Linked DNA regions of Homo sapiens: region 2 is linked to region 1. A link is a contact called in ENCODE Hi-C or POLR2A ChIA-PET data. All regions are on one chromosome and are shown on one strand. Each heading gives the region's core, a stretch centred on a gene start or an enhancer-like site at or near the end of the contact. The rest is flanking DNA. Distances are from core to core; before and after follow the strand shown.

Region 1 (5,498 bases), core at 270-2,769:
TGCCTATTAGGAGGAGGAAAAAGTCTAAAATAGAAGATGGTGAAAGTTGGATGACCCCAGGCATTAAGGCCATTCATCTTTAACTGTTATGCTTGGATCATGCAAATGTGTCTGGTAGCTACAAGGGTTGCTGTGGGTACTGAATGTTTTATTGTTCTGAGACTATCAAAGAAAATAGCCATGGGACATATAGACCACAGAATACTATACAGCCATGAAAAAGAACAAGATTGCATCCTTTACAGAAACGTGGATGGAACTGGAGGCTGTTATCCTCAGCAAACTAACACAGAAAACCAAATGCCACATGTTCTCACTAATAAGTGGGAGCTAAATAATGAGAATTCATGGACAGAAAGAGGGAAATAGCAGATACTGAGGCCTACTTGAGGGTGGGGGCTGGGAAGAGGGAGAGGTTCAGAAGAGAAAAAACTATCTGATACTATGCTTAGTACCTGGGTAATTAAATACTCTGTACACCAAACCCCTGAGTCATGAGTTTACCTATATAACAAACCTGCACATGTACTCCTGAACCTAAAATAAACATTAAAATATTTTACAAAAATAAAATAAATTAACAATTAAAAAAAGAAAAAAATGAGACAATAAATAGATCCTGGGAAAAACTGTCCCCAGAAGTGTTCTTTTAAATTTGCACTACAGATGTAATCCAAGTTGAGTAAAATAGAAAAGCATGGATTTGCTGTTCCTGAAAGTCATTCATGGTTAATTGCCGAACACTTTCATCTGCAGTGTCTGTGGAAGGGTAGAACCTTAAGTAGTTTTTCATTCTCTGACTACTCAACTAGAAAGGCATAAGAGGCAACTCACTCTATGATATCTCACTGTTTGGCCTCTCCTGTTTCATAGTAGCAAAGGATTTTTGCACTTATCCACTAATTTATGATTTCTTCTTAATAAAGGAAACAAGAGCCTCTATTTATTATGATTCCTGCCATGTGTGAGGCTTGAGCTGGGTATTTTACATACATTATTTCATTTGATAATCACCTTTTCAAACTCTTCAACCACATAAATGCATTACAGAGAGCTATTTTAGATAAACATGGTTATAAATATGTAAACTATATAAAACCATATGTTAGAACCATTCTGTTTCATGCTTTTAGAAAATCTTACTATAGACCATAAATTAAAAACAGTAAATTATAAACCAAACACTTTTATGGGGTTTTTTTGGTCTTGCAGTTCTAGCTGAAGGAATACTGCACTTTAACTCACATGCTGATTAATTTTATTCACAAATTTTGAATTATAAAATGTGTAGAGTCACAGACAATTCAATTTTTTCAACACCCATTTTCCCAAGACAATAACCGAAGTATACATACAGTAGCCACTATTGGCAAAAAATGTATTCCTCATTTATGGAAAAAGTGCAAATAAAGAAAAATTGCTGTTTATAAGCATAATTCCAATGACTGCTGCGAGTGGGAAGCACAGTGATTTTGTGTTAGATCTCTAAGAGCTTACAAGATGGAAGCTTGTGGTGTAAGCATTTAGTGGTGCAATACTGTCATCTCGTGGTCAGTATGCAGTATTTCAGATTTAGTTGGAGAAAATGTCTGAAAATCGTTAACGATATTTCCAGTCTCCTTTCACATACTTACTCCCCAGAGAGTCTGATTTGTACACATAGACATGATAGAATCGGCTTGTTATTTAAACAAGCAGATGGATGTTGTATGAGATTGTTCCAGGAGTTTACTGCCTTAGACCCGGACGAGAGGGGCCCTGCCCTGGCCCCGTCAGTTAGAGGGCTCAGCTTTGACCTCTCCTGCCTGTACCCCTCTCCACAGATCAAGAAGTCCTCGGAACCAAGAAAACGCCCATCCAAAACCAAGCCCTTTTCTTCCCTTTACCTGCCCTCTATCTCACCTCACCAGCAGTTCCACTTTCCTGCATCTGGATGAATGCTCTAATGCTCTCACGTTGCCTGAGGTTTCATGAATAATAGCTGGCTGCCACTTCCCAGATATCATTTGCATTTGAGCAGCTTCCCGACATATAACACACCCCTTCCCAACAATAATAATGATGAAAGGAATTTTGAAGATGCAAAAACAGCCCCATGGAATAACTTTTCTCACCCCCTTCAAATCCTATCCCAGCATGTATACAAGAACATGTGAGCACTTTCCAAACCTTAGCTCTCCGCTGCCACCTTCAGGACGATTTCAGTAACCGCAGATACTGCAGCTGCTTAGCTAAGAAACATTAACACTCCCAGACAGAGAAACCTGGCTGAATCCTGAAATAGAGCCAGGTGAGAAAAAAGTGGTCGGCATTTAGTTTATGGTATTTAGCAAAATCTTGTAACATATTTTATTGGATACTCTATCAAATAACAGAATAACAATAGCTAACACCATATATAATGTAGACATGTGTAAGTAATAAAAACTGATAAAACGTTTTGTTTTATATGTATAACAAAACTATATGAATATAAATAAAAATATGTATACATCCTACAGTAACAACAGCTGATATTTATTTGGAGCTTTTTCTGTGGCAGGCAGTATTCTGTATACTTCATCACTGTAAATATGTTTACATGTTTTGAAATGTCTCAATAACAACATGAGGTACATACTACTCTTAGTATGTTCCTTGCCCGTGGGGGACTCCTGTCTTTGCAGTGAGTCAGAAGATAATGACATAAAGCATAGACATAGCATTGCCCTGCATTCATTCAACAAATATCACCGAGCACTGAGAATGCAGAGATCAGTAGGACAAGCAAGTTCTTTGCTCACGACCATGTGTGCAGGTAGGGAGATGAGCAACGGAAAATAAATATTTTTAAGGGAATATATGAGTGATAAATGTAGCTTATAAAATGTATAACTATACTGGAAATCAAAATAGGGTGACGTGATAGAAAGTGACTGAGAGGCTATCATACATTGAGTGGTCCAAGAAGAGTTGCTATTAAAGTAGGGCCAATCTAAAAAAAAAAAAAAACTATATGATGATCTATGGAGAACATTCCAGAAAGATATGAAGAGCTAGTGCAAAAACTTTGAGAAGGGAAGCATTTCAACATACTTGAAGAACACAAATAAGGCCATTGGCAGGGGTGAGAAGGGAAGGGAGAGGGTGGAAGAGGGAGGGCTGAGAGCCAAACACAGCCACAGCATGGAGGGCTTGATAAGCCAGGGCTGTGCAATGAGGTTTTTTACCAGGTGGGAAGAGAAGTTCTTAAAAGGCTCTGAGACTATCAAAAAGATCACTCCGGCTGCTCCATGGAGACAGGAATTTATGGTGCAGAGAACGTAGAAGCAAGATACCTAGTGAGAAATCACGTGCAATATAGAGGCTCAAGAGACACCACCTTTGACTAGCAATGGAAATGGACAGATCTAGAAGATCCAGGTTTGTTGTGGCCATGGAGTCTACAGGTGTACCTGATGTTTTCAATGTGGAACAGAAGGGAAAAGATGAACTGAAAGTCATACTTAGATATGGGAATTGCTATGACCTGGGAGGAGAAAGTTTCTGGGTGGCGAGAAGCAAATCTAGAGTTGTCCTGCAAGGCCCGGATGGAGGAGCCCATTCTGTCTTCCTGTTTGACCGCAGTCCAGCTATTGGACCTCATGGAGCCCTAATGTACTTATCTGTAAAAATGCAGGAGCAGGTTCCTGCCAGATCAGTTTCTCTGAGTCTCGTGGGATTTAATTGAAGTTGACACAGAATGACTTTAAAACCTTCCAAGCCAATGGCTAATGATGAAAATACATATGAAAATTAATTTGGGGGATCCTGTGCAGAGGAAAACAAAATAGTTCTATTCAACCCTCAAAGGAAATGTCCAGAAGTGAAGATGAAGTTATCTTTCAGAGTTCCAATACTCCTACCCCACTACCTGTTTAAAATGGACTTTTATGTTACATAATCCTGAAAATGTTAGGAGTCAAAATTCCTCTAGATAAATGTGGTACACATATACCATGGAATACTATGCAGCCATAAAAAGAAAACAAAATTGTATCCTTTGCACCAACGTGCATAGGAAATCTTATCCTTTGCACCAACATGGATAGGACATCTTATCCTTTGCAACAAGGTGCTTTCAGAAGCAGGATGAGCACTGCAATTGAAGGCTAAGAGGAAATGGCTCTTGGCCAATTTAACTGATCAGTCTGTAAGAAATTAAAAGGAACATAACCAGAGAGAGATAGGGTATCTCTTATGAGAACATCAGAGGAGCGTCTATGGCTGTGTAATGTTGACATTCTCTTCTCAACGTGGATGCAGCTGGAGGCATTTCCTAAATGAATTAACACAGGAACAGAACAGCAAATACCACATATTCACACTTCTAAGAGGGAGCTCAGTATTGTGTATGCATGAACATAAAGATGGTAACGATGCTGAGGACTACTAGAGTGAGGAGAGAGGGACAGGAGCAAGGGCTGAAAAGCTACCTATTGGCTACCATGCTCACTACCTGGGTGACAGGATCATTCAAACCCCAAGTCTCAGCATCACACAATACAGTCATGTAGCAAACCTGCACATGTACCACCTGAATCTACAATGAACATTGAAAAATGTAAAATAAACATTGAAATTATTTTTAAAACAGAAGCATAAGAATATAAATTAATAATGATATTCACCTTTTACTATACCTTGGTAAAAAATAATTATGAGTTCAGTTTAAAAAGTCTTCTAGATAACAAAAGTATCATACTGCTTTTAAATAAACATGGTAGGTTGGAGTAAGTTCTTTTTCATTTGGCAGTGACATTGCTCTTCACACAAGTTTCCATCAAGTATTGAACCACTTGGGCTTGATTCTTTCCCTCAAGTTACTTTTGAAGGAGTCTGTGAGGTTTGGGGATTATTGCTGTGATATCTGGGTTTTCTAAAGAAAATTCCAGGAAACCAAAAGGATTTGGGACAAAGCATACATGAACAGGAAACAGAGACATGGAAATAAATATTCCATCTTCTGGGAAAACATGCACCATTATCAATTATATGGAGCTAATCTTCATTTTAAAAATTGGTTCATCTTTCCATTGTCAGAGAGAGATTACAAAGATTGGTAATATTCCTGCCCTGTTCCTTAGAACTTTTAGAGAATTTCCATTTTCTAGTTTGCTTTCTCCAAAGACTTGGAGGTCAGCTGAACTATTCATATTACCAAACTCACGGGGATATGTGTCCCACCAACTGACCCATATTTGAGCAAATTGATCTAGATTCTTGATAAATATTATTGCCCAATAAACATCACATACTTTTAAGATCTGGGTTTAACATATTATCAGACCTTGGAGACATGGCTCCTTAGATCCCCAGAAGCAGAGTTAATTTAGCTAACCAGTGGTGAGCTGCATTCTGCTGTACGAGTTTGCTCTACCTCCTAATGTAGCTATAATATTTGTAGGAGATTCCAGCATTGGCCAAAAGAGTGGACTACCCTCCCTTTATGATTTCTTGGAACCCTAAAACTTTATGAG
Region 2 (5,674 bases), core at 2,852-5,351, 730 kb before region 1:
TCATATTTAATATAGTGGGAAATACTTCAAACTAGAAACGGCGTAGATGAGAGATTTGTTTAAAACTTATATATACTATGAAAGTATAAATGCAAAGCAGCAAAACTTGTTTAAAAGTCAGTATTATTATATTTGAATAAAAATTCTTTGATAATTACTAAGCAAATTTCATAAAATGGGTTTTTAGCAATTTAAAAAAAGGAATGCAATTTGAAAATTCTCACTACATTTTAAATGTACACATTTATGGGCAAGCATTAATCATAAATATCAACAAGTTACAAAAAAAGCCGCACAATTTTATTGCATGAAAATTTGTTTTATGCACATATTTCTTATGATATATATTCAGAGCACAAATAAGCATAAGTATCTAGATGGCTTATTCATAAGCAAGTGATATGTATGTGTCACAACATACATTTTATAGTTGGTAATGTTTGCTGAGGTTTCTCAAATGGCATTGAAGTTAGTCAAGGTCAAACTTCAAATCTAAACTTTAATCTTACATCCATTTCAAAGATTCTACATGCACACACACACACACACATTCTAGATACCCACACACATACACACATAAACACACACACACACACACACACACACATGCAGAAATGCACTTACAAATTCCAGCCTTAGCCACTACTTGGGTCAGCCTGCCTGGGCTGTTTGTGTGTGCGTGTGTGTGTGTGTGTGTGTGTGTGTGTGTGTTGTGTGTGTGTTTGCATGTTTTTTACTTTTTTTTTCCTCATTACTTTTCTATTTCTTACCCACTTAATGAGCTGCAGGAGAGGTGGGCTGGGAGGGAAAGGGGCACATCCTACCTCACTTGTACATTGACACTGGAGCAGTCAAATGTCACCGCTCTTGGGGGTCAGTTCCTCCAGCTGACTATCTCCTGTTGGTGCCTTCCAGGCTCCTTGGCAACCTCTCCACTGAGCATCGCCATCCCGCAGTTTTCTGAGGCATTCCCTCCGCAGCAAACATCCTGCCACTCAGCCTCTGCTCCATGTGCATATCAACATGCAGCCCCTGACTCGGACTTGCTTAGTCCTACCTGGTGGCCACCTTTAGTTGGGTTCATAGTGAAGGCTCTGCCTTTTCTTCTATGTACTCCCGAGCCTATATCCTGCCAGAATTGTAAGTTCTATTCAGACACCTCAATAGATTGGCACTGGTTTCTATTTCCTGGACCCCAGGGACCCACACTCAGTTCTTCAAAGCATCCTCTCACTGTGGTCCCCAAAGCATTCTCTGACATCATCCTTCTACCAGGGGTGGGTTAGGAAGTAGAAAGCATCCACTTCTTTCCACCTCCTGTTAGGCAGACAACTATCTTCACGGAAAACAGTACTTACAAATTCAGCAAATCTAGCAGATGATATTCTAGTACTTCTGTATAAAATATATGCATAAAATCTAGTTTTTGCCTGAGAGTGAAAATAATGGATAATATCCATTGTAACCACCCATTAGACAGAAAAATAGGTAGATATAGCAATCTACACATATAAATAGATAGATACATAGATATGTAGATATATAGATTATAGGTACCTATGCACAGATATATTCCAAACACTGTTGCCAACTGATATGACTTGGATCTGTCCAAATCTCATGTCTAATTTTAGTCCCCATTGTTGGAGGTGGAGCCTGGTTGGAGGTGTTTGGATCATGGGGATGGATTCTCATAAATGTTTTATCACCATCCCCTTCGTGGTGTCCTTGTGATAGTGAGTGAGTTCTTGTGAGATCTGGTTGTTTAGAAGTACGTGGCACCTCTCCCCCACCCCCACCCCCACTCTCTTTCTCTCTTGCCCCTGTTCTCTCCATGTAATATGCTTGCTCCCTATTTGCCTTCCATTGTGATTGGAAGCTTCCTGAGGCTTCCCCAGAAACAGAAGTCACTGTGCTTCCTATACAGCCTGCAGAACCATGAGCCAATTCAACCTCTTTTCTTTATAAATTACTTAGTCTCAGTCATGTATTTATAGCAATGCAAGAACAGCCTAATACACCAACTAAAGATATGTATTGTCATTAATGACTTGAACATTCTCAACTATTCATGGCATTTAACAATGCTTCATTACAAAAAATGGATTTTTTACATTTTATGTGTTTTATTCATGATAAATGAAATGTGCTTTATTCATGATAAATTTATGTGCTTTATTCATGACAAATGAAAACTTGTTCTTTTTGTTTGTTCTTTTTATCATGAATAAAGCACATAAAATGTACCTTTCATGTTACAGGCTAAAACGTTTACATTGCAGGCCCTTTTATTCCTCTCCTACCCTTAACCTCCCCAACCGTATACATCAATAAAGAAAAGAGAAAGAGAAATGAATTAGCAGTGAGCAGTAAGTGGAAAAGATACAAGTTTTTTTCATGGCCAAGTCTAAAGTCATTTTGAGTTAATTAAACACAAGCTACTACTAAGCCAATAGAGGACATATTAAGTCTTTAAAAATATTAATTGTGATTTTTCTACACTAGATTTCTGTTGCTTGATTTCTCATTCATGACTAAAATTGTTAGACCTGTTAAAATATAAAAACACTTGGGAAAAGAATCCCAAAACAATTGCTCCTGGAAAGTTGCCATCTTCCCTGGAAGTTTCCAGTGAGCTGAGTTATTCTCATTGCAGCACGAAGGACACATAGACCCACAGTATCATTCCTTCTGTTTGTCTTTGCATTCTCATTTTCCAGGCTATTGCATACAGCAACTATTCAAACGTTTTTTGGATACCTTCATTAGCTATGGCTTCCAAACTTTTGGTTAAAATAGTAAGCTAAGCTGAGCAAGCAACATTTTGGCCTTTTCATTTTATTGGGCACACTGGTCATTTATTGCCCCTCCCCCACTCTATTCCCCTGGCACCAGCACCGAGGATTCCCTGGATGGGGATTTGGCTGTCTGGCTAGTGGCCACTTCACTGCATGCCACACATCTGTGCCCTTGGAATCTGAGGCCTTGTCTTCATTTTAGGGCACTAGAAATATTTCTGCCAAAACTCCAAAAGTTGTTTCTTTCTTTTCTATTCTTCTCTTTTTTTCCTCCTTTTTCTTTTCTCTTTTCCTTTTCTTTTTTTTAAATTTCTGAGAACAATATAAGCTACACATACATTTGATGGTCAACAGCTGACACTACTAGGAAACATATGTGTAAGAGCAGATTTCAAAGGCCTTAATGCATCTCCTAGCTCCATTTCTGACTCTATAATGTTGTAGAAGTCACTTAAATCTCTCATCCCCTGTTGATTTAACTACAAAATGAGACCAGTTATAGAATTGTGTGAGAGGAGAAAATAGTTGATATAGATGGAAGAGCTTTGAACATTCTGCACTCTCACATATGCATTGTATTAGTATTACTATTAGGTCAGATGGACCCTCATCTATGACTGACCAAGATGCTGGGTACACGAGCTAAAGGAATCCAATTCACTATCCCAGGGTTGCATCGCAGTGGATTTCATACAGGCCAAGAAAAAACAAAAACGTTTTTAAGCCTCCATCCTCAGATCAAAACAATAAACAAAAAATTATGATATCCTTAACAATGTCCTGGGTTAATATTTTATTCCATAAATCAAGTTTTCAGAACTCTTTACCCTCTAAGAGATACAGATTGAACATGCCTTTATAGGCTCTGAATTTCATAACTTCTAATCTATGCTCATAACCTGGAAAATGTCATCATACTGAATGCCCACATGAAAAGGTACTTTTAGGACCTGCCAGTGACAGTTTATACACACATCAGTCCCTTTTCAAATGTCATTTCCATTAGTATCTTACATCAGAATCACAAGTGAAATGAATATGCTGTAACCTAGTATTTTAAAAGGTTATGTTGAAGGAGTAGAGAGGCTTAAATTAATTTTCCCTTTTCTCATCCAGTAGGCCTTTACTCAATAGGATTTCCTACAATTCTATCTTAATCCATGTCTCTGTGGATGAACCAAACAGACCACAACATAGAAGAGCCTGCCAAAGTGGCTTCCTGCCAGCAGCCCTCTCTCCTCTTTAAGATAGACTTCAGCTTAATGATTGTACAGTGATCCAAATCAATGAAGAAAGCAAAGAACAGACATGTATCTCATTATCTTCTGCAAAGATCTATTTGTTTAGCCATGTGCAAATATTGCCCTAAAATGGTAAGTTGGTTAGCACATATTAATCATTTACTAGATCTATTCAATTCCTAAAATTAATGTTAATTTAATATGCAGGGGGAGTTGCATGGCTGTTTTCGTTGCTGTAGACTTGATATAGGCAGAGAACAAGCAGAAAATTATTTAGAATACCCAGTGGAATCCATCAGTGGAATCCATCATTATATTTTTGAGACTATTAATTAGCCAAAGATTGTAAAAGTATTTTCTAGCAATACCAGTTAAATGAAGTAGAAAAGTTAAATGAAGGCTAAAAGCCCACACAATGCTATCGTGCTGTAAGTATTGTTCTCAATTATTGGAAGTACATATATTATAGAAGCTCAGTATGTATTTCCTAATGAACTGCTTCATGTAAATTATTTCATGCCATAATCTTATCCTTTCCTATACTTTGGCAACTGTTGAGAGGCTGGAAAAGACTGTATTATTTATTCTGAGGCCAAAATATAATCATACTTGGGTAAAAGATACTAGATGTTCATTCACTGAACATTTATTACAGCAAATTTTCATAATCCATAACACTTAGGATGTTTACATCTAATTTTTATCTTGATTGAATTCAGCATTAATAAATTTGAATTTTTTTCACTAAAATATTATTTGGCCTATGAATATCCTGGCAAAAACCAACCACATAAGACTAGGTTTTTATCAATTTATAAACAAATAGGTTGATTTTGAAAAAGTTATCTTTTTAAGTATCTACAAGGAATTTAGAAAATGCAAAATATCTTATAAATTTGAAGGTTGATATAGTAGATTCACTTTAACTCTTTCTACAGGAAACTTTCTCAGAATATGAATCAATAAAATAAATAAAAAGTGTTTACTTCTGTATCTTATGTAGAAATTATTACTAAGGTAGGAATGAATCCTCTCTTAATAGTCCATACAATCACTTTATTCAATCACTTATATATTTACCAAGAAAACTACAAATCTTATACTTTGTATACAGGAAAGACTGTTAAAGTATGAGATATACCCATATTGTAATCTATTTAAGAAAACAAAACTAAATTATGAAAAAATAATCAACTTTGTGATATTGCCCTATGTAAAATTTCTTCTACTTCACAGTCTATATACTACAGCTTCTCTATAAAAAACTCTCTCAGCTCTTCAAGATCTTACCTACAAATAAAAATATCTCTACATTCATCATTATTTTTTTCCTATTACCTAAAATGAAATTATTCTCTGGAAATTTTGCTCTTAATACTCTTTCCTTACTAATACAAGAAGGAATGTATCTTCTTGTAATTCCAGCCCAGCCTTTTGAGAGGCTGATAAAGGAGGATCGCTTGAGCCCAGGAGTTCAAGACCAGCCTGGGCAACATAGTGAGACTCCATCTCTACACAAATTTAAAAATTTAACCAGGCATGGTGGTGCATTCCTGCTGTCCCAGCTACTCAGGAGGCTGAAGTGGGAGAATTTCCTGGGCCTGGGAGATTGAGGCTGCAGTGGGCCATCATGGT

The links. Hi-C counts contacts between places; a loop is a spot of excess contacts on that map. ChIA-PET counts read pairs that join two places held with the same protein, here RNA polymerase II (POLR2A). Pooled maps may share reads with other maps.
Region 2: a map with no recorded cell type shows a loop between it and region 1 (6-fold over the local background). The contact joins the promoter of LINC00314 here to the enhancer-like site in region 1. A Hi-C loop is called at or near these places in 2 of 37 single-sample maps with no recorded cell type and 5 of 50 pooled maps. POLR2A ChIA-PET finds 5 or more read pairs at or near these places in 1 of 52 experiments (activated CD4-positive, alpha-beta memory T cell).

The regions. Positions count from the first base shown.
Region 1 is chr21:28,743,697-28,749,194 of GRCh38, forward strand. It overlaps a transcript of HEMK2 not described here. Among named protein-coding and RNA genes, the nearest start is that of HEMK2, 140 kb to the right of the region's middle. RefSeq lists an enhancer at 1,915-2,004. Within about 2 kb of position 1,520, at least 10 of the 41 ENCODE cell types and tissues checked have a DNase peak (open chromatin) inside an H3K27ac peak, as active enhancers do.
Region 2 is chr21:28,009,262-28,014,935 of GRCh38, forward strand. It overlaps LINC00314 (long intergenic non-protein coding RNA 314), which reads left to right and starts at 4,102. Exons shown (of 2, transcript NR_027246.1): 1 at 4,102-4,171.